Linked DNA regions of Homo sapiens: region 1 is linked to region 2. Evidence: chromatin loops called from intact Hi-C (ENCODE). Cell type or tissue: HepG2. All regions are shown on one strand. Links, peaks and the distances in the headings refer to the core of each region. The heading gives the core; the rest is flanking DNA.

Region 1 (12,356 bases), core at 2,357-10,356, 430 kb after region 2:
TTTTTTTTTTTTTTTGCCCCGAGTGATAAGCTCATGAATAAACGTAAAAAGGATGCTAGGCTGGAGACAGGGATGGGAAGAGGAGGCTGAGAATGAATCAGCATGCGCCTGCTTTCTCCAGAAACTGTCACGACGGCCATGGGATCGGTTCACCGCTCAGCATGATGACTCGGGGCACAGCTATGTGTGACATGGCATTGAACAATTCCCATCCGAGGCAACAGACCAGGAATGCTGCTCAGCCCACCGTGCAACAAAAATGTATGAAATCGCATTAGCAGAAAAACAAGATTTCTGGGTCTTATCACAGAAAGGCTTTTTTCCTCTCCTAGATGAATGTTCACCTCTAATTGAACAACTGTTACCCTCTTTATTTCTACCTGAAAGTGGCTTTTACAACTCATAATTAAGGGCAGGATCTTTATAATCCTGTCACAATGAAATGTCTTTTTAGTGCCTGAATGCAGTTCATTAACAGAATATTTAGGGCTGTTTTTTCAGTGCATAATTGGACTACAATTCTCCAAAACATGTTCTGGAAGGCTGAAGACCATGATCGTTGTAAAACAAACACTATGTGAGACTCGATTTGTAGTTGAGAGGGAAATTGCAGCAGGGAAAATAGCTAAAACCAGGCATTCTCTAAATTAATATGATAAAATCATTTTTAAGAGAGAAGTAAATAATTTAGCACAATAATTTCCAAGAGTTGATACCACTTCATTAAAATGACAGTGCTATGAAAGTTCTGTAGGAGTTCAAATTTAGACTTTTTCCCGAGGGAATTGTGCATTTCACAGAAGTAGGGATGGACAATACTCTTTAGTATACACAATGGACTTCAGGGGATGTGAGGAAGCTTAAGGGTTAATTTGTTTAAAATTCATGGCTGATTTATGAGGAAACATTATACATTCTACTCACAAGCTGTTAGATTTGGAAGACTTTAGATAGAAAAATTAATTTAAGGGATCCAAATCCTAGCTCTTCAGCATACTAAAACAAGCCCAACCAGGAAGTTATTAAACGATACAAAGTTGAAATATAAACAGATCTTTCCATCTAAACACACATTTCAGTCCTGTATTCCTTGCTTTTTTAGCTTGCTACCCACTTATTCCAGCAGGCTCAGGTCAACCTTCCAGATGGAATTAGCCTTGTTTTTCCCACAAAGATTCTAAAAATCTTTTTAATCAGTCCTTGTTCATGTAGACACGAACCAGGGAAATTAGTTCTGAGACTAAGCTAGCGCTGTCAATCTTTCCTTTTCCACCTCTTTCAAAGTAACTCTCAAGCATCTGAAAAACCCTCCAAACCATGGACAATTCCAGGGCTCCAAAATCCTTTAGTGAAGAGGTTGATAAACTGGGCTTATGGCAGGCCTTCCCACTGAAAAATCCATCAAGTCTCTCCCAAGGGTAAAAGTGCAGGCCCTTAGCTAAGGGCATGCTCTTGAATTGGCCATTTATTTCAAAATTCTCAAGAAAAGACAAAATGATCGTATTAGCTTGATGTTATGTTTTTGTTCAAGGACAATAAAAGGTCAGTAATTCACATGGAAGCAGAGGCTCAGACAGATTAAGTGACTGGTCCAAAGTCTCTCAGCCCATCCAGAACTCAGATCTCTGTTCGAAGGGCTGAGCTCTTTCTATAGTACTACTCTGCACTGAGTGTGTTCCATTTAATTTATTAAAAGTCATGTGTTGTTATACATTGAATGGCAAGTAAAGTTCACTATGTTTCTAATAACCCTATGGAATAAAAACTGCTTACAAATGAATGAAAACACAACAAAAAAGCAAGCAAAAAAACCTTGTCAGATTCTTTTAAATTCAATATACAAAAATGAAATTTTTATTTATTTTTAAACTCAAATATTTTGAAACTCTTGAGCCATAGATTAAATTAAGAGCAGGTTGTTTTAAAAATAATTTACTTTTACAACTCCATGAACATAACTGACTACAAAAACTTTTGTCAGTAATTAAAACATCTTGAAAATAAATCTTAAACATAGTGACATGTGTTTAAACTGATTGTATTAAATTTAAATGTAATGGGAGTTTTGGTTTTTTTTTTCCCCCCATAGACTGTACCTTAATTAAAATAAGAACTCTGACTTTTTCTCTGCATAATAAAATCAGACTTTTTTGAGATATTTATATTTTAAGATAAATTTTAACAGTATATCTCAATATATTATTATTATATGTGGTATGTTATATGTAAAATATATATGACCATGTAGTTGCTATCCAAAATGAAAATCACTTAAAATTACCTACTATATGTTGTTAATGATTGCTAAAACTAGTTAGTATAAAATATAACACCAGTATGGTTTTATCTATGAGATGTACAGTTTTGTGAAGTATCTCCGAACTGAAGTCAAATTAATTGGCTCTGTGTCTTTATGCAAATAAGCTCATAGCTTTGTTTTATTTATAGGATGACAAATGCAGTTTTGTTTTTTAAAAGTATTAGCCCTAGTGAATTAGCAGTGATATTAGTGACCAAAACCCCAATGATCAAAAGATTGGAAATCCCTTAAGATACTTTACCAGAAATATTAAAAAATATATTTTGCACCAGACAATACACCAACATAAAAATATTTTCTATTATGTTTTAAGTAAACAACACTGCATTTTACTGACACTTTTTAAGATGAAAAATATGATGATAATGTGCATAAAAACATTTTTGCTACATAAAGTTTAAAGGTGAAGCAATGAGAAGAATAAAGCTTTATCATTTTCACATTGTTGAAGGATACAGACATCTTAATTGTTAAATTATATCCATGAATCAATTTCAGTTTATTCAAGCATAAATATATCTATGAAAAAATTATTTTTATTATGTTATTGGAGATCTCTGTCTCATGTAGTTCCTCAAGAAATGATATAAAATGATTGATTTCCTAATGTATGTTCTTTTGCATGGATTTATTTAATAATCTCCCTGAATGTTGTTCTTTTTTTAAGAGCTTAGCAAATTTATTCTCAGTCAATGAATTTCATTATTTGTCCTTAGGATAATATTAATTAAATGCAAAACTCAGCATTTTATAATTTTTGTCAGAAAATATCAATTTTGCATAATACTACAAATTCTAATTATGAATATATTAAAAGAAAAATTGAAATATAGCTAGTAAATGTTCTATGATTAGATATATCAAACTACTATTTTTAAAGCAAATTTATAACAAGTCAGAAACATATTTCATTTCAATTGTAAATTTATTAGCAGGCATTTTCCCCACACACTTCTAAAGTAAACATAACTACACTGTAAGCAGAGGTGATTTGTTTTATTTCAGATAGTGTTTTTTAATTGTATTGTTTTAGTTCAAAACGTAATAGTAATGTCTGTACTGGTGCAGTGTTAAGTTCATGTTAACACTATTAAGAACCTTTCTGCCAAAGCAAAGTATCTGGGCTATGTTGCCAAAGATTTCAAATGAAGAAGAATTGTTTCTTAAAAATATTATCTAGTTAGCAAAGATCTTTTCTTTTTTTTTTTTAACTAAATGCAGAACTAATTTGTATTTTATTTATGGAAGATTATGATAATGCAGAATACAAATGTGATTTATTTTATGTGTAATTTCAATGTTATTTTATTAGATATAACATTTTATTTCTAGTGCTTTGGGTACTACGACATCAAAAACATATGTAGGTATATTTTACTGTTTAAAAATTTCAGATTTCTTATTCTACTTTAATGATATTAAAATAAAAGTATTTTATATAAGAATAAAATCACTTTATTAATTCTTAGATCTAACAATAAAATGTAAATTCATAAATAAAAAACTAGTGGGTATTCCATTTTAGTGAGAAATCTAAATTATGTTTTGAGTGTATTATCAAAATCTACCTTCAACAGGCCTTAATAATTTATGTCAGCAATTCTCATTATTTGCATATGGTATTATATATCCAAGATCATCCCCCCAAATTAATTAACAACCTTAGAGTTCACTGGGGTGAATAGATACAAAATAAACATACAAAATCCAGTAGCCATGGGATGACATAAACTACCTAGAAAAACCCTATAAGATATGGAGCAGATCTTATTTCTAGAAAACTATACACTTTTAGAGAGGAATAATAAAAGGTAAGTTTAAAATTTCCTGGCTAGAACAATGCATGACTGTAATTCCTCCTAAATTAACTCTCATGTGTTAATGAAGAATAAATAAAAATAACATGGCAATGAGATTTTATCTGAGATGAGAGACACTTCCCAAAATGATTCTGGAAGAATTAACAAGGAAGAATAGCTCAGTAATACTTGAAACTAACCAAGAAAGGAATGATGTGTTTAAAAATGTTAACTATTACAATATAAATTGTACGGTATTAATGAAAAAATTAAAAGATAGATTGATGGAACAAAACAGTTTTAAAAAATCCTACAATATAAGAAACTGGTATATTGTAAAAACAAATCATAAAGAAATGAAAAAAGATGATTTACTTATTCAACAAAACTTTAAAAAATTATCTATTTCAAGAACAATTAAGATAAGCACTCAACTTATACTGTACTAAAGGATTTATTAAAGACTTTAGTATAAACAATGAAATTCTAAAATACTGCATGAAACAGATGTGTATTTTTAACTGATATGAAGGTAAGACATTTCTAAGATAAAGGCGATGAAAGAGATTACATGACGTAATACAATCAAAACTTCTGTACATTTAAAAAAGCACAAAATAATAAAATGTAAAAGTAAATCTTTAATTGGATAGAAATAATTTTGACAAGAGGTTTCATTCTTAATTTATAATAAAAAGCTCTAAATGGGAAAATGTTAATTGCTATATATATATTTTTTGAGATGGAGTCTAACTCTGTCGCCCAGGCTGGAGTGCAGTGGTGTGATCTTGGCTCACTGCAACCTCCACCTCCCTGGTTCAAGCAATTCCCCTGCCTCAGCCTCCCGAGTAGCTGGGATTACAGGCATCTGCCACCACACCCGGTTGATTTTGTATTTTTGGTAGAGAAGGGGTTTCACCATGTTGGCCAGGATGGTCTGGGACTCCTGACCTCAGGCAATCCGCCCACCTCGGCTTCCCAAAGTGCTGGGATTACAGGCATGAGCCACCATGCCCGGCCGCAATAAATATATTTTTAAATGACCAAACTCACTAATAAAGAAAAATGCAATAAAAACACAATAAGGTATGATTTATAATCTGTATAATTGGCAAAATATGCTTTAATTGTTAATTCTCAACTAAAACAGGCACTTATCTGTTATTTGTAAGACTGTAAATTGATCTTAATTTTAGGAAAGGAAATTGACAATTATCTCAAAAATTTCATAGTTCTTAAGTAATTCTGCTTCTAAAGAAATACCATAATTAGACATAGGTTGACAAAGAAAAAATGAAAAATATAGACTTCGATTTGTTGAAGCAGATAGAAACTAATCTTACTGAGTATAGATTACTATTCTGACTTTAATGAAAGTAAATAATTCGACATTGAAAACTTTCTTATCAGCAGTTTACATTTGAGATTACAACATAAACTCAAATAGTTCAGGTAATTAATGTAAGATGAATCTTTTATTTGAATTATCAACAGTTATCTCAATTTATTTGCCTCACCTTCTATTGCAACCCTGATCATTGCTGATTTAGGGAACTGAGAAATGACTCGCATTATTCCTTTTACTGTTGGGCATTTCCTAGGTTTCACAATCCCTGGATAGGAAAAATTATAGGCTGAGAGAGAGAAAAAGAGAGAGAGAGAGAAAAAAAATGCCCTTGAAATCCAAACATGTTAAGCATATTATTTATAATGGAACATAAGCAAAAGGTAGAATTTTTAAAAACTGACAACCTTGCAACACCAGCAATTTCCTCTCCCTGATACATTTAAAGTTTTAATGAAAAAATAAACCACTTTTTCCAATGTTACGATGTAAACATAACATCATTCTGTATTAAAATTTATTTCATCTCTTTTTTTCAAGGAGGAGAAATAATGTCATTTTTCTTTGCAGAATAATTCTGAATTTTTCATGAGGGACTTAAAAATCTGTCAAGAAGATTATTAAATTAATAATGTAATAAATAATTTCACACTAAAGAAACAATTTAGCTCTAAACATCATACCATTTTGACAACGATCACCATTATCTGGGATTATATTGAACAAATTTCGTTCTTTTCTCCTAAATATGCCAAATCTTACAATGTTATACAATGACTAAAAAATTTTTTTCAATTCTGTATTCCACTACTCTTATAGGGAATAGTCTATACATGTTGATTTGAAAACTGAATTTTTCAACTTAAGCACTGGAAAAATGATACCTGTGAAAATATTAATTCTATTGGAGTTGTTTATATTCTTTTAGGTAGAACAGGATTACGTATTATCTTTTTTAAGAGAGTACTGTACTTTTAACAAAAATAAATAACAGATCAATAAAATTTTCTAATTTTCTCCTGGTTTTAAACCTAGGATATAGAGGCTTAAATGCCCAAAATAGGTTGCTATGTTGCATTGACATCTAGTGGATTATGGCAGCTATTACAAGGGTGAAGACAGCTCGCTTAGAACAATGCTAAAGCTGAAAGACGACTTAAAAGGTCACCTCTTGTCCAATCCAACATTTGGAAACTGAGGCAAAGAGAAAGTAAATTTGTCTGAAATAATTCAAGCATTATAAAGACATGTAAAGTAAATATAGTATTGCTTATGGTAAATAGAAACTCAATTTTAGGAGCAGAAAACAAATAGAAATACAGACTACAACACAAATTCAAATAGTTCAGGTAATTAATGCAAGATGAATCTTTTGTTTGAATTACCAACAGTTACTTCAATTTAATTGCTTCACCTTCTATTGCAACCCTCATCATTGCTGATTTAGGGAACTGAAAAATGACTAGCATTATTCATTTTGGGCATAGAAGATACAGTATTTTCCTCTTTTCTTACATGAAAGTTAGCATTATAGCATGCACAAAACTTATCTTGCTTTTTCCATTTAAGAATATGCATAAGTACACACATACATGTTTATATTTTCAAAATGAGATACTGGAAATTTAAATTAAATGTATTTGAAAGTGATTACGTGCACGGGGAGAGAGAGAATGGGGGAAGGGTTAGTGATGGAAGCAAGACTTTTCTGAATGGTGTGTTACATACGACTTCAGAATCATATAAACCTTTTACATTTGGAATCTTACAAATGTTCTATATTTTCTTTTTTAACTTTTATTTTTAAGCTCAGGGGTACATGTGCAGGTTTGTTATATAGGTAAACTTGTGTTATGGGGTTTTGTTGGACAGATTATTTCATCATCCAGGTATTAAGCCTAGTACCCATTAGTTTCCTGATTCTCTCCCTCCTCCCACCTTCCCCCCTCTGATAGGCCCCAGTGTGTGTTGTTCCCTTCTATGTGCCTGTTTTACACTTTCAAAAAATAAAATTAATCTAAAAAGAAAACAATCAATTCCCAACATAAAAATAAACTGAAATTAACACATTAATGGAATATCATGAAGGTGGTAACATGACCTTACAGAAGAAAGAATTATATCTGGTTACCTTTATGTTAGCTATAAAGTCTTAGTAGGATTAATGACAAAAAGAACTGTAACATTGTTTTAACTTCACTGAGTAATTTTCATTTGGATTTTATATTTTTTAACTAGTTTATACACATTATAGGACAAAGCAAATAGGTAACTATATTAATGTTGGTAGGAATCAAGATTTTCCGTGTAAGAGAAAAGGAAGACAAGAAAAAAAATTAAAGAACTTAAGTAGAAACCTTATATTGTTAATCTGAATTAAAAATATTACTATGTCCAACCCCACTAGAAACAAGAAAGAAATTACTATAAACTCTGAAAACACTTTTTTATTTAAAAAAACATGTATTTCTTAGCTCTGTTGACTGAAATGTTTAGAAGCACTGACAGCCCAATAGCAATGAGCACCCATATCACCTAGATTATGTCTCTAAACTCACTTCTCATTGAAAAGAATTAGGGCTCCCCAGAGAAATAGCTGATTTTAAGTCTAGGGCAAAGCTGATTTTAAGCCTGGGACAGCTTGCAATTGGGCCACTGGAGATTTCAGCACCCCAGCATTTTTTAGTATCTGAAATAATGAGAATTCTGATTAGGCCCTTGCTTGCTTGCAAATGTTAACCACTTGCTTTTTGCCCAAAATTCCTTGTTCCCACAATGTAATTATAAACTATAGATGTACCGTTCCTGTGCCAAGCAGCAGGAGATAACTCCAGTGTCACAAAAAAAGTTTGCAGAAAGAATGAATGCCTAGAGGGATGTCGTGACCAGCTGCTGATGCCAAGAAGTCTGGTTGCTCAAGGTGTTATCTCAGACTGAAGAAACAGACTTTTTTCCCCTAGATTTCCTGTAACTCCCCATCCTTTACTCTCCAGCCAAATAAAAACTCCCCGCCTCTTCTTTTTGTTAAGGTAGATTGGAGAGATTTTTGCCCTCCCACCTCATTTTGGGCAAATCAGATAAACCCTTCTCTATCTCCAAGCACCTTTGTGTCAGGGTTTGGCCTCAGCTGCATGCTGGGTACACGAGCCTGAATTTGGGGTTCTATGACATGCTTATGCCAGAAAGCAAGGAAAATACCAGCAGAACACACAGATCCACTTGAAGGTTTTCCGTTGTCAAATGTGACATCTGAGGATGTGAAAACAGTAATGACTACAACTGGTTGAAAAACATTGAATAAAGGCATATTTTATTTTATTGCACTTCACTTTATGATGCTATGCAGATGCGGATGTTTTTTACAAATTGAGGTTTTGTGGCAGCTGTGTGTTAAGCAAGTCTATAGGTGCCAACTTTCCACAACAGGTGCTCATCTCATGTCTCTGTGTCACATTTTGGCAATTATCACAATATTTCAAACTTTTTCATATTTTATCTATTATGGTGATCTGTGATCAGTGATCTTTGATGCTATTATTGTAGTTTTTGGGGGGTGCCATGAACCACGTTCATATAAGATGATGAACTTAATCAATAAATGTATGTTTTACCATGACTGCTCTACCAACCAGCCATTCCTCATCTCTCTCCTGCTTCTCAGGTCTCCCTATTCCCTGAGATACAATAATATTGAAATCAGGTCAGTTAGTAACTCCACAATGGTCTCTATGTGTTCAAGTGAAAATAAAAGTCACACATCTCTCACTTTAAATCCAATTCTAGAAATGATTACATTTAGCATGGAAGGCGTGTTGACAACCAAGGTAGCAGAGTAGCACTTTTACTTTCCAAGAACTTTTCTTTTGCACCAAACTTGACCTTTGCAGCAAACAGCCAACTTGTGAATGCAAAGGAAAAGTTCTTGAAGGAAAGTAAGTGCTACTCGGGTGGACACACAAACGCTAAGTAAAACAGCCCTATTGCTGGTATGGAAAAAGTTTGAGTGGACTCAATAGAAGATCAAGCCAGGCGCAACATTCCCTTAAGCAAAAGCCTAATCCAGAGCAACACCCTAACTTTCTTCAATTCTACGAAGGCTGAGAGAGATGAGTAAGCTGCAGAAGAAAAGTTGGAGCTAACAGAGGTCGGCTCATGAAGCTTAAGGAAGGAAGCCATCTCCATAACATAAAAGTACGAGGTGAGGCAGCAAGTGCTGATGGAGAAGCTGCAGCGTTATCCAGAAAAGCCAGCTAAGATCACTGATGAAGAGGGCAAAAGAAACATATTGTCTGTGGACAAAAAGCAGTCTTATATTAGAAGAAGATGCTCTTCAGAACTTTCATAGCTGGAGAAGAAAAGTCAGTGCCTGGCTTCAAAGCTTCAAGCAATAGCTGACTCTTTTGATTGGGGCTATTGCAGCTAGTGACCTAACATTGTAGCGAATGCTCATTTGCCATTTTGAAAACTCTAGGAAGAATTATGCTAAATCTGCTCTGCCTGCACTCTTTAAGTGGAACAACAAAACCTGGATGACAGCACATCTGTGTATAGCATGAATTGCTGAATATTTTAAGTCCGCTATTGAGACTTAATGCTCAGAAAAAAAAAGATTTCTTTCCAAATATTATCACTCACTGACAGTGCATCTAGTCACTCAAGAGCTCTGACAGAGATGTACAATGAGATGAATGTTATTCAACACAACATCCATTCTGTAGCCAATGAATCAAGGAGTAATTTCAACTTTCAAATCTTATTACTTAAGAAATACATTTCGGCCAGGTGTGGTGGCTCATGCCTGTAATCCCATCACTTTGGGAGGCTGAGGCGGGTGGATCACGAGGTCAAGAGATCGAGACCATCTGGCCAACATGGTGAAACCGCGTCTCTACTAAAAATACAAAGAAGAAGAGCTGGTTGAATGATGCTGTCACCATGAGGAAGTAATCAGGCAAACCTAGAATGTGGAACAATGTATATTCTATGCACATTGTTCTATGGGACAATTACACCAGGTTTTTTCAGTTAAGTCAATGGGAAGGGAAAAGAAGAGGGGAGAGGGGCTTGCTACAGATGTACAAGGGGGCATGACAACTGAATGTAACATGTGAGTCTCGCTTGGATCTTGATTTGGAAAAAAAAATCATCTTAAAAAGACATTTATTGGCCAGGCACAGTAGCTCACATCTGTAATCCCAGCACTTTGGGAGGCTGAGGCGGGCGGATCACCTGAGGTCAGGAGTTCGAGACCAGCCAGACCAATATGATGAAACCCTGTCTCTACTAAAAATACAAAAATTAGCCAGGCGTGGTGGCAGGCGCCTGTAATCTCAGCTACTCGGGAGGCTGAGACAGGAGAATCACTTGAACCTGGGAGGCAGAGGTTGCAGCAAGCCAAGATCACGCCATTACACTCCAGCCTGGGCAACAAGAGCAAAACTCCGTCCAAAAAAAAAAAAAAAAAAACAAGTTTATTAAACAGTCAATGAACTTTGAATATGGATGGACTGGGAATTAGATATTAATTAATTATTGTTATGAATTTAGGTGTGATAGTGGTAACTGGTTATATTTCCCTCTTTTAGGGACACATTGAAATACTAGGTGGTAAGTGCCATTTTGCCTGGAATTTGCTTTAAAATTCTTCAACAAAAAAGGGGTGCAAACAGGTGATTCAAGTGGGCAAAATGTTGATTATTTTAAAATCTGGATGGCTGCTGCTATGGATTGAATATGACTTGTATGTTCCCCACCAAATATTATGTTGAAATTTGATCCCCAGTGTGGTGATGTTGGGATGTGGGGTGCAGTGGGAGGAGTTCAGGTCATGGGTTATGAATGGTTTGGTGCTGTTCTCAGGGTAGTGAGTAAGTTCTCATGCTGTCCCGAGATGGATTGGTTTTGAGGGGATGGATTAGTTCCCAAGGGAGTGTGTTGCTCTAAAGCCAAGAGGCCCCCCAGGTTTGATCCATCTTTGCACCTGCCTGCCTGCCATTTGACCTTCTGCACCATGTTTTGATGGAGCACAAAAGTCCTCACCAGAAGCAGAGCAGATGCCAGCACCATGCTTCTTGCACAGGCTGCAGAACATGAACTAACTCAACCTCTTTCCTTACAAACCACCCAGCCACAGGTACGCCTTTATAGCAACACAAAACAGACTAAGCCAGCAGGAATATGGGGTTTTATCACACTCCTCTCTCCATTTGTGTGTATTTGAAATAAAGAGTTTTTAAGGAAAATGTAAAATTGTATGTGAGGTTAAAAAAGAACTGCTGCTCCTATGATGACGAATTTTGGGTTAATTCACCTGCTGTGAAGAGATGAAAAAAGAAAAAACGAAGACTTCACTTTGCTTCTCCTCTATATTTTTAGCAGTCTTTGGAGATTATTCTTACTGGGGAAGAAATTGCACTGAGTCAAAGGCATTTCCTTCTCAAGTGCTAATACGTTACCACACATTACCTCTTACACAGTTCCCTCCTCAAAGAAACATAAACATAGCATAACAGAAGAGAACAGCCTTTTGCGCCATTTTTCAGACACTGGCTCTCCTTGTCCCCTGAGGTTTTCTTCTTTCTGAGTGCACATTCCAGATGGCTGTGCTTTGAAATCCCACACCTGCTCCAACCCTGATCCTCTCCTAGAAACTCCTCTGAGGAGGCATCTCTGGTCTCCCAACCAGGGTGACCAACTCTCTTCTCTGTCCCTTCGTTTCCTTGCATACCCTCCCCGCAGCACTTAACATGTGATATGAAACGCATTTGTGTCTCTTCCCTGGACCATAAGCTCCCTTAGGGCAGGGACTCAGCCTTTTAAACATTTCTTTCCAGTGTCTAATATCTTCTGGCAAATAGCAGACTCTCAGTAGCTGCCAAATACATGCATGCTC
Region 2 (12,356 bases), core at 2,677-10,676:
AAAAATATAAATTTGACCACTTTCCTGTCCAGTGGAAAACCATCTTAGAGTAAAAGCCCAAAGTTATTCCAATGACCTATAGAGCCTGGAAAGACAGGTCCCGTGTGACTTCGAACTTTAGTTCCTGCCACCCTGCTCACTCCACGTGGTCATACTGGCCTCCTTCCTGTTGCTGGAGCTGGCCAGGCAAACTCATGGCTGAGAACCTCTGCATTTGTGGTTCCCTATGTCTGGAATGATCTTCCTCAAGATAGCTACATATCTTTCTTCCGCACCTCCTTCAAGTGTTTGCTCAAATGGAACCTTCTCAATCAGACCTTCCCTGAGCATCGTATTTAAAATGGAAACCCATCTCCCAAACTCCTTATCTCTCTTCCATGCTTTATTTTGGAGGCTGTAATACTTTTTTTTTTTTATCACTGTCAAGTGGAAAATTATTTTCATTGCAATCAATGGCAGCCTCTGAGTCCACAACTAGGCAAACTCTTCCAGAAGGGATCACAGATCAAATGAAGGTGATGGAATCACATGGTTTATTAAATTGACTCAAATTCCTGCTGGAGAAGTGGGGGTGAGTTAACATGCCCCACACGGCACACAAATGGGTAAAAACCCTAACCAGGACAATGTTCAGATGTCTGTTTCTTTCTCTACCACACCAGCCTTTCCTGGCAGTCACTAGGACCAGCACTGAAGTTCTTTTTTTTTTTTTTTTGAGACGGAGTCTCACACTGTCCCCCAGGCTAGAGAGCAGTGGTGCGATCTCAGCTCACTGCAAATTCTTCCTCCCGGGTTCAAGCAATTCTCCTGCCTCAGCCTCCCAAGTAGCTGGGATTACAGGCACCCACCACCATGCCCAGCTTATTTTTGTATTTTTAGTAGAGACAGGGTTTCACCATGTTGGCCAGGCTGGTCTCGAGCTCCTGACCTCAGGTGATCTGCCCACCTCGGCCTCCCAAAGTGCTGGGATTACAGGCGTGAGCCACGGTGCCCGGCCTAGCATTGAACTTTTCAGCATGGAGTCTCAGCAGGTGGAAACGGTATGAGGCTCCAGCACATGGGCGTGGCTGGTGCTTGCCAATTAACCTGCTGAGCAGCAAGATTCTATTTGGTTTTTGGGGGCAAAGGTCACTCAAGGTCAGAATAAATTTCACAAATGAGTAGCCAAATAAAGAACTCATGAATATCGAGTGTCTCACATATATTACAGTGTTATGAATCTCAGGTATCCTGGCGCTGCCCTTCCTTCCTCTTCCTGTGTGTATACGTATGACCCACTTGATCTTTCTAACCTGTCTCTCATGCTGCTAACTGATCTTCCTATACTTAAACATGAGTTTCACTTATTTCAGTTGATTTCTTCTTTAGCAGAATTGAATATTCTCAAACAATACTACCAATGCATATTATGGCCTTCTGCCATCTCACATTTTCTACTTACTTTATTATCTACCTAACTAAAGTGCCATGAACACAAGAATTTTCATTTGTTTTCTTCACCAATGTACCTAGATGTGTACTTAAAAAATAATTATTGAAAAAAATGAAAGAAATTCTGAAAACCATGAGGCTTAAATCAAATAATATTTGAATTGTACTAGAACAGGAGAGAAAATGACTTGGAGCAGGATGAGAAGGTGAAATTGAAAGCCCATGCTATGGTCCCTGCCCTGCTGATGTCAATCTCTTCCCAGGCCCATGGGTGTGGGAGTGCTTAGATGCTCATTCTGAAATTCTGGAGATCACCCATTCTTCTGGAATTGCTCACTTTTCTTTCTATGCTCTCCAAGTAGCTGTTCTTTGGCCCACTTGACTCACAGTCAAACTAGTTTCAATCTTGTACTCCTGAAACATTTGTTTAATGAATGAATATCCTGTTACAGGTTGCCCCAGGACTTCAGAGCCCTGATGAGGACTGATACTTAAATGACATCAGATATTAACCCCAATGAGTTTGTGCTTCCTTCAATCTGCAGGGCTTCATTCAACCTGAAGTTGCCCCCTGGAGGGCCCTGAGCACATCCAGGCCTAAGCCTTCGCGTTAGTCTGCTCAGGCTGCTGTAACAAAAGATCGTAGCCTGGGTGGCTTAAACAACAGAAATCTATTTCTCACAGTTCTGGAGGCTGGGAAGTCAAAAATCAAGGTGCTGGCTAATTCGGTTCCCTGGTGAAGGCTGTCTTTCTGGCTTGCACACATTTGTCGTCTTGCAACATGGTCACATGCCTTTCTTTGGTGCACGTTCACACAGAGAGAGAGAGAAAGAGAGGGAGAGAGAGAGAGACCTCTTCCTTCCATAATAAGGTCATAAGGCCACCAGTCATACAGGATTAGGGCCCCACCCTTATGCCCTCGTTTAACCTTAACTACCTCCTAAAGACCTGTCTCCAAATATAGTCACATTGGGAGCTAGGACTTCAATATATGAATTTTGAAGGGATAAAATTCAGTCCATAGAAGACCTAATTTCTTCTTCCCGCACAATGTCACTTTCCTTTTTTAATGTTATTATTAACTTTTAAAAAATGTATACATCTCCTGTAAAATCCACATTTTAATCCTTTGTTATTCCTGGCTTGCTTCACTCATTGATTCTACCTACCCAGCCCCTTTAGACATTAAAGTTTTTATCCGATGCCCATTGATTTAACCAGGGACTATATTTTCCAAACTGAAACTCAGGACATACAACATTATCACTATGAATATGCTTATGGAAGAGTAGAACAAAAAGCCAGAAATTGGGATTGTCTTGGAATAGTATGGATATGCAGAAAATGATGATAAATAACCGAATTCTCCATATTTGTATGACAGTGATTGAGAAGAGTATTAATGTAGCTTGATGCTTGGTGCCACTCAAACCCACCAAAAGTTCTATTTGCCCATTTAGATGTTTTGATGGTGAGGAGCTTGTTGGTGTTGGGCTGTGGAAGATACAAAGGTTGAAGACAGATGCTGTTCTCCATGATAGAGCTTTGCAAGTTTTCTTTGGCCCATGATGTAAAGCAAGAAATTTTACTTTACAACCCTGCAGACTGTGATGCATTCTGATCTGTTCTATTCTATTCTATTCTTTCTACAATGGGTGTTATAGCCTACATAATTGGTTTTCAAAACATGACTCTATTGCTATGTGCATTGGAAAAAACACAGTTCTTGTGGGCTGGGTCCAATAGGTTTTGGTTTCCTTTCTGTTAAAAAATATTTTGATTAGCATGAAGGTCTTTTTGTTTGTTTATTTTTGTGTTTTAATACATGTAGGTACTAGACTAGTATCTAGAAATAATTTCATGCTCTTAGAAACGTATCTGCTGGAACTTTTCTATTCACAGATCAGAGATTTTTGGAACTGGAAGGAACTGCAGGGGTCAAGTCAGAATACATGGCTCAGGAGTCTTTATGTTGAAGCTCCAGTGTTTGGATGCAGTGATCTTAAAAACGCAATTCACAAAAATTGTTCTCTTTGTTTTTTGACTCTTCTAACAGAACTCATCTTCAATTTAGTTTGCTAATTGCCTGTGTGCCATGATCTTGTTCTCCTTTGCAGAGCTCACAGGATGGGTTTTTGTTTTGTTTTGTTTTGTTTTGTTTTTAGTTTCCTTGCTGTTTTTCCAGGTCACAGCACCGCAGTCGATTGGTGATTGTGGTTTGAGGTCACCTACAGAAGGCGGGGCGGGGAACCCAAAGATTTTATTGCACACCTCAAATTGCTCTCTGATGACACCAAGAGCGTCAAAGTCCTGAGGCCGAGTTGTCAGTGAACATTCGCCAGGAAAAGCAGGGGTGAAGCTGCTTATGGGCGAAGATGAATCCCGTGCTGCCATCTATTGGTAATGTCATGAAACAGCAATTTTTAATACCACCTGATTTTTAAAAAATTTGTTTTGGGGGGAACTATAGTTCACTGTTACCTGTTCTCCAAATTTATATTTCCCAAGAAGTCTTGATTTCAAGTGAAGGAATCTGTGGATGGGAATGACCCATCTTTAACCCTAATGAACTTTGTCTGTAAAGTGAACCAAGGGGACAGGGGAATTCCCACACCGTCTCATTACTGCCCAAGCCGACACACTTCCCTTTGAGGATGGTTTGAGGGAAGGAGGGACTGTCTGCTTGTCAGAGGGATTTCAAAGAACACACTGTTCTCATCCTTCAGATCTTGCCGATTGCTTCATGGGCTGCCCGAGATTACCATATGTTTTTTGCAAAGGGTGACTTCAAAACAAAACAGAATAGACCCTCTCTGTTTTGAAGCCTGTTGATTCTAAATGCTACACCATTGCAAATAGTTCTCTGGGTTTATTTATTAGCAAGGGAAGCCAGACATCAAGGACCAACCACTTCCATTTTAAAAAGATCCCTGTTCATTAAAAATAAAAATAAAGTAGCCTGGAGTGCAGCGGGGTGATCATGACTCATTGCAGCCTTGACTTCCTGGGTTCAAGTGATCCTCCCGCCTCAGCCTCCACTCCCGGTTAGTTTTTTGTATTTTTTGTAGAAACAAAGTCTCGCTTTTTTGCCCAGGCTGGCCTCGAACTCCTGGACTCAAGCGATCCTCCTGCCGCAGCCTCCCAAAGTGTTGGGATTACAGGCGTGAGCCACTGCACCCAGCCTACTATCTTTATCTTATAGAAAGAAAAGAAAGGAGGAAACTGAGGCTTGGAGACAATGGTTTCACCCAAATATCAGTGGTGTGGAGGCAGAAAAACCTATTGTCGACAAGAGGAGTTGATGGCAGTTTTTTGGCAAGGCCTAGTAAAAGTACCCCTGGAGACTTCACATGTTCCATTAGAAGAAATAGAGCTGTCACCCACATCAAGATTCAGAACACTGGTGATTACTAGGACCCGTTTGGGGGGAAAAGTTTGCCACTTCGGCTGAGTTGGTCCAGTATTACATGGAACATCACAGGCAATTAAAAGAGAAGAATGGAGATGTTGTTGAGCTTAAATATCCTCTGAACTGTGCGGATCCTGCCTCTGAAAGATGGTTTCACGGACACCTCTTTGGGAAAGAAGCAGAGAAATTAACTGAAAAAGGAAAACATGGTAGCTTTCTTATACGAGAGAGCCAGAGCCACCCTGGAGATTTTGTTCTCTCTGTGCGCACCAGTGATGACAAAAAAGAGAGCAATGACAGCAAGTGTAAAGTGACCCATGTCATGATTCGCTGTCAGGAACTGAAATACGACGTTGGTGGAGGAAAACGGTTTGATTCTTTGACGGATCTCGTGGAACATTACAAGAAGAATCCTATGCTGGAAACATTGGGTACAGTACTACGACTCAAGCAGCCCCTTAACATGACTCGTATAAATGCTGCTGAAATAGAAAGCAGAGTTTGAGAACTAAGCAAATTAGCTGAGACCACAGACAAAGTCCAACAAGGCTTTTGGGAAGAATTTGAGACACTACAACCACAGGAGTGCAAACTTCTCTACAGCCGAAAAGAGGGTCAAAGGCAAGAAAACAAAAACAAAAATAGATATAAAAACATCCTGCCCTTTGATCATACCAGGGTTGTCCTACACGATGATGATCCCAATGAGCCTATTTCAGATTACATCAGTGCAAACACCATCATGCCTGAATTTGAAACCAAGTGCAACAATTCAAAACCCAAAAAGAGTTGCATTGCCACACAAGGCTGCCTGCAAAACATGGTGAATGACTTTTGCTGGATGGTGTTCCAAGAAAACTCCCAAGTGATTGTCATGACAATGAAAGAAATGGAGAGAGGAAAGAGTAAATGTGTCAAATACTGGTCTGAAGAGGATGCTCTACAAGAATATGGGGTCATGTGTGTTAGGAACATCAAAGGAAGTGCTGTTCATGACTATATGCTAAGAGAACTTAAGTTTTCAAAGGTTGGACAAGCTGTACTCCAGGGGAATATGGCGAGAACGGTCTGGCAATACCACTTTCGGACCTGACCAGACCACGGAGTGCCCAGTGACCCCGGGGGCATGCTGGACTTCCTGGAGGAGGTGCACCATAAGCAGGAGAGCATCATGGATGCAGGGCTGGTCGTGGTCCACTGCAGTGCTGGAATTGGCCATACAGGGAGGTTCATTGTGATTAATAGTCTTATTGACATCATCAGAGAGAAAGGTATTAACTGCAACATTGACCTTCTCAAAACCATCCACACAGTGCAGTCTCAGAGGTCAGGGATGGCCCAGACAGAAGCACAGTACCGATTTATCTATATGGCAGTCCAGCATTATATTGAAACACTACAGCACAAGATTGAAGAAGAGCAGAAAAGCAAGAGGAAAGGGCACGAATATAAAAATATTAAGTATTCTCTAGCAGACCAGACAAGTGGAGCCCAGAGCCCCCTCCCGCCTTGCACTGCAGCGCCACCCTGTGCAGAAATGAGAGAAGACAATGCTGGAGTCTGTGAAAACGTGGACCTGATACAACAGAAAAGTTTCACATGAGAAAACCTGGAAAACTTCAGCACAGAAAGTCCACAGATGTGGACTTTCACCCTCTCCCTAGAAAGATGAAGAACAGACACAAGAAAGTTTATGTGAAGACAGAATTTGGATTTGGAAGGCTTGCATTTTTGTTGACTACATTTTGATAAGCAAAATTTGAAACCATTTAAAGACCACTGTGTTGTCTCTTTCAGTGGCTGGCTGGCAGGGTAGCTAGACCTCTCACATACCAAGAGCTTGAAAGCAGAAGTGGCCAGGCCTCCTGAAGACTTAAGTCCAGAATTGTCGCAGCATCCCTTTTACTGCCCTCTGTTGATTATGATAACGATGAGGATTTTTTCTAATCAGAAGAGAGCTGGAGTATGCCCTCTACTTACTACACAAGTTACAAGCCCGGCTCAGATTCAAGAAAAGGGTATGAAGTGGAGGTGCAGTTAATTGGGGGACCACTAGTCTAAAAAACAGTCACAACCCGTGCCATGGAAAACCAAGGATATTAGCAAAAGTAGGAGTTGCCAGTGACCTTGGGAAGCCGAAGCTGCTTACAGTAGCTGGGACAAGCTGAAAGTCAGACTGAGAAATAAAGGAGGGGACTTCAAGAAGCTTCCTGAACAATTTCTGCCAGCCCTGAGCTTATTTTTGGAACCAGCACTTGGGGAAACTGATCTTGTGAGGATGGATGTTTTTAGGAACACAGGGCTTTTGAGAGCAGCACCACCCCACTGGGGCACCCCCAGACTTGGGAAATGTGATGCTTTCTTAATGTCACTGGTTTTTTAGTCAGGCCACAGTGAGAAGGAACAGCCCTAACAGGCCTCCAGCCAGGTTGAACGAGCTCATTTTTGTTTTAGCCAACCGGTAAGATTTGCTAATGTTCTACCTTAAATGCCTTTTCCAAAAACCTCCCTCTTTGCCTCATATGTTGAATCATCATTCAGTGCAGATATTTCAATGAAAATATCATTGGTTGACTTTTGTAACGGAAATAAAATGCTATGACATCTTTGACATGAAAAAATAAAAATAAAAACAAAAATGAAGACATACTTCAATCAAATTAATGAAATTCTATATTTAAAATGTCTAGGCTGGGCAAAGTGGCTCAAGCCTGTAATCCCAACACTTTGGGAGGCCAAGGTGGGAGAATTGCTTGAGCCCAGGAGTTTGAGATATGTGCAACAAGATAAAACCTCCCCTCTACAAAAAATCAAAAACATAGCTGGGTGTGGTGGTGCACACTTTTAGTCCCAGCTACTCAGGAGATTGAAGCAGGAGGATGGCTATAGCCCAGGAGGTCAAGGCTGCAGTGAACTGTGATCGCACCACTACACTCCAGCCTGGGCAGTAGAGCAAGACGTTCGTTCAAAAAAAAAGAAAAAAAAGCTTATATTGAAAAAAATGATTATTTTTATGAACTGCAATGCAATCTAACTGTGTTCACTATTGTACAATTGTAAGATTTATTTAAAATATTAATTTATAAATCTACATAGCAATGGAATGAATAGCCATGGTTTTTTCATATCTATCTATTATCTATCTATCTATCATCATCTATCTATTATCTATCATCTATCTATCATCTACCTATTATCTATCTGTCTATCTATCTATCTATCATCATCTATCATCATCTATCTATTATCTATCATCTATCTATCATCTACCTATTATCTATCTGTCTATCTATCTATCTATCATCATCTATCATCATCTATCTATTATCTATCATCTATCTATCATCTACCTATTATCTATCTATCATCTATCTATCTATCTATCTATCTATCTATCTATCTATCTATGCTGTGTACATGTATATGCCAAGCACTCTACTGGATGCTCAAATATATCAGTGAACAAAGCAGACTAAAATCTCTGCCTCTAAGAGCATACAATTCTAATGGGGGAAGATAAACAATGAATAAACTAAATAAGTCTGTTATATAGAGAGGATGGGAAATAGTAATAAGTGCTATGGAAAAACAGACTGCAGGGAATGGCAGTGGGGAATGTGTGCAGAGGGGTAGGTTGTAATTTTGAGTTGGATAGTCAGGGCACACTTCATGGAGAAGATGGCATCTGAGCAGAGACTTGTAGTTCATGAAGCAGGGAGCCATGTGGCCATGGGGAGGAGGAGCACTCCAGGCGAGGGGAGCAAGCAGCCCATGCAAAGAGCCTGAGGAAGGAGAGTGTCTGGAATAATAAAGGAGTCCAGTGTGCTGGAGGCAAGGAGGTAGGTGGGGCCTAGAACATGATTCAGGGAAGGTGGATTGTGAATTGCCTTGTGGGTTTTAGGGAGGACTTTGGCTTTTACTCTTGAGTGCAATGGGGAATCATTAGAAGGTTTTGAACAAACAAGCAATGTGATCTGACATTCATTTTAAAAGAATTATGCTAGCTGCTATTTTCAGAATAGACTGTAGGGAGCAAGAATAGACTGTAGGGAGCAAGAATTATGCTAGCTGCTATTTTCAGAATAGACTAGGGAGCAAGGACAGGAGTCAGGAGATCAGTTAGGAGGCTGCTGAAGGCAGCCAGAGGAGGGGTGCTGGTGGCTTGCACTGAGGGTATAGTGGAGTTGATGAGAAATGGCCAGATTCTGCATACAATCTTAACATAGAACTAGCAAAATTTAAGTAGAGATTCATTCATTGTGAGACGTGAGAAAGAGCAGAGTAAAGGGTGACCCAAGACTTTTGGCCTGAGTACTGGAAAATTTAGTTGGCCTCCACTGAGATTGAAAAGACAGAATATGAGGTTGTTTCGGGGGGACTTAGCAACTTCTCTCAGTCCTGTCAGAGGGTCAATGCACCTGAACCTACAACCTCACTTGGACACACTATCAAGAATGTAAATTCACAGTCTTTTTGCCAGTAAATCCCCCTTAGTTAAAAGGCCTTCCTGGCCCCATTTTCACGGAAAGGCTGCCCCGTTCCCCCATGACTAACAGACGCCCCATGATACTCCCTCATGCCTTCAGAGCATGCATTTCAGCTATGATACTTGCGTGATGATTTGCTTACTTACTATTTCTCCTGAAAGACTCTAAGTGCTAGGCATGAGAGGACTATGTCTGTTTCTGCTTCCAATTGTTTTCTCACCTGCTGGACAGACCTGGCAAGTAATAGGTATTCAATAACTATTGATTAAGGAAATAATGAATCTTAGTAAGACTTTAGGGACCAAACAGGACCTTCAGGAGCCCATAATTTTAAACTATGGGATTCCCTTGGGACTACCTAATTACCCTGGGATTATTTAGTAACTCAGAGCACTTAAGGTCAGGGATTTTTGTGTGCCAAACCCCAGCAATGGTGTGGCCCTGTTCTAACAGGGCAGCTGCTCTGAGCTGGGGAAAGTCCAGGAGTTAGGTTTGCACCTCTTGAGGGAGCAGATCCACTTTGCTCACCATGCTTTGCTCTGGGTCTGACGACTTGGCCCTCACGTCACTTGCTCTCATTCCTTCTCATTCAGTGTGGTCTTAGCCATCTTCACACCAGCAGTTTTCCATGGTAAATGCACTGATGAGGGAGAGCAGTAGTCCCTCTGCTTTTCATCCCAACTCCCTGCTTCTGCTCTCAGGACAACAGGCCCGGCCTGGATGCTAGATCTTCTGTACTTCTTAGGACTGATTCTAGAACCTCAGTAAAGGATGGGAGGTGTCCAGATTTTGGTAAGGAATGTACCTCCTCACTTTCCTCTTCTCTGCCTCAAAGATATCCCTTTCCTTGTTTATCACACCGACGTCAAATGTTCTCTTGCTCTTAGTCTCATGATCACTCTCAAGTTTACTCCAATGCAGGATTTTTCAACTTCAACACCATTGACATTTTGGGCTGGATAATTCTTCATTGTGGGGGCTGCCCTGTGTTTATAGGGTGACTGTGTTCTCTGGGATGTTTAGCAGCACCTCTGGCTTCTACTCTCTAGATGTCAATAGCACTCCTTCACAGATGTGATAATCAAAGATGTTTCCAGACATGACTAAATGTCTCTGGGAGCCAGTCGCAGCATTGATCTAAGGTATGGCTCTCTTTTGTGAAATGTCCTTGACATCTGGCCCCATAAAGTCTCACTTCTCCTGCCCTCCCCATAGTCCAACTTCTTACGTAATCCTGTTTTTTTTTTTCTATGATGGTTTTGGACTGATGAGAAGGGGGGTGCTGGCTTCTCTTTCCACTGACGACATCAGTATGTGACCCTCAAAGCTGCCGCTCCAATCACCATCATCCCTGTCCCAGGTCCTTGATGTGGTTAAGATATGAGAAAAGTACTGCTCTCTAACAGACTGCCTGAACTTTTACCCATTCTATGATTATGTCTTTATTCTCTGTATTCAGTATTTTCCTTGTTAACTTAAGAAATATTTTTTGTTGATGATAATACTGATGACGGAAAAGTAAAAAACGTTGTTAGGTGCCAAAATAACCTTTGGCAGATAATTCTGGGAAACTCCCCGATTAGTGGGAAAATTACTGGGTTTTGTATGATACTACAAGCTTTCACTAATCCTAGGAAGAGAGTTGTTATCTGGGCTGCAAATGGAGAAATCAGGGAAACAATATTTGTTATAAAATGTTAGATGAAGGGTGTGGTTATGTATGAAATAGAGCTCAGTTTTCCACATTACAATCAGAGAAATAGGAGCTCAAAGAAAGTGAGAGCTGCTTAAGAAATCAACTAATACAATTCTTTCCTTTAGGAAATAACAAAATAAAAGTCAGAGAGAATAATTCCTTTGCCTAGGGGATGTAAATAGCATCAGGGTCTGGATTTAAACATAGACCTCCTAATTCTCTGTTCTAATTTGTGATAAAGTTTTATCAATCCATGGCAAAATAAGAAAAATAAGATCAATTTGAAAAACATTTTTCTGAATGTGAATTAGTTAAATGCAATGAACTATCCTTTATCCTGAGACTTAGGCCCTTCTAACCCTTCTACCATTTTTGGTAATAAAATATTGTCCCTATTAGGAAAGAATGACTCCAGATGTATTTGGAGTTTTGGGGAGTTTCTTAATGCTTTTATTTTAGTAATCCTAATGCAATTCACCACAACTATCCCTTTTTAAAAATAAACAAAAATCTAAGAGTCACTGAAATAGAGTACTTCTATCCAAAGAACCATAGAGATGTTCTGGTTCCTAGAGAGCAAGACATGGTGCACAGACCTGTGGGTGAAACCCGATGGAGACCCATGGGTGAGTAATTCCCATGAACAATGACAGCCCAACAATGCAGTCTTGGGGTCTTCTGGAATCTCCCTCCTTCCTGCTGTTTACTCCCTTATCTCTCATTGAAATTGAATTGGAACTTGAGCATGATTCCTGATAGGAGGCCTCTCTCACTCTCTCTCTCTTTTTTTCTTTTGTAGAGATGGGGTCTTGCTATGTTGCCCAGGCTGGTCTTGAACTCCTGGCTTCAAGCAATCCTCCCACCTCAGCTTCTCAAAGTGGTGGGATTACAGGCTTGAGCCACTGCACCCAGCAGGAGGCCTCTCTGGATCACCAAGGTGGCTGTATCTGGTCTGAGCCAGAGTCCTTGGTGTATCTGGTTGGAGTGGTTGGAGGTGGGCTTCTGGGCCTCCCATTGTTCTTTCTGGCTGTGGCTTACCTTAAAATGCAAAAGTATCAGGATATTTCTCTAATATTCTTAAGCTCTCTGCCTGAGAGAAGAATATCAAGATCTAAGGACAAGCTTTTAGAATATTATAGGAGTGGGGCTGAAACTGCTGCTGTTTTGTGTCCTTAGTCCTCACTCACTCTTGTTCCTAGGAAATGGAAGGCACAAATTACTAGAAAAGCTTCATCAGACTTGAGTCACCACCAAAATGTCCTCGTATACCAGTTTGACCACACTACTCAGATTCCACATTTCCATTTTAACAGAGGCTTCTAAAGATGTCAAA

What was found. Peaks named below come from ENCODE experiments on the same cell type or tissue, not always from the same donor. Only the 100,000 strongest peaks of a DNase experiment are listed, where the experiment ranks them.
Region 1: a loop joins it to region 2, with 5 times the contacts of the local background. A loop is called at or near these places in 2 of 110 quality-filtered maps.

What each region holds. Positions count from the first base shown.
Region 1 is chr6:137,265,974-137,278,329 of GRCh38, reverse strand. No RefSeq gene overlaps it. Among named protein-coding and RNA genes, the nearest start is that of IFNGR1, 53 kb to the right of the region's middle. In HepG2, for the core only: a CTCF peak has its summit at 6,549 (motif pointing left); a DNase peak (open chromatin) is centred at 6,549.
Region 2 is chr6:137,699,510-137,711,865 of GRCh38, reverse strand. LOC124901411 (a long non-coding RNA gene) reads right to left here. Exons shown (of 2, transcript XR_007059789.1): 2 at 11,451-12,356. It also overlaps the pseudogene PTPN11P3. Among named protein-coding and RNA genes, the nearest start is that of LINC02539, 33 kb to the left of the region's middle. RefSeq lists a silencer at 4,074-4,123 and an enhancer at 11,433-12,356. In HepG2, for the core only: CTCF peaks have their summits at 3,810 (motif pointing left) and 6,363 (motif pointing left); DNase peaks (open chromatin) are centred at 3,775, 4,145, 6,365, 10,555 and 2 weaker places; H3K4me3 peaks cover 615 bases.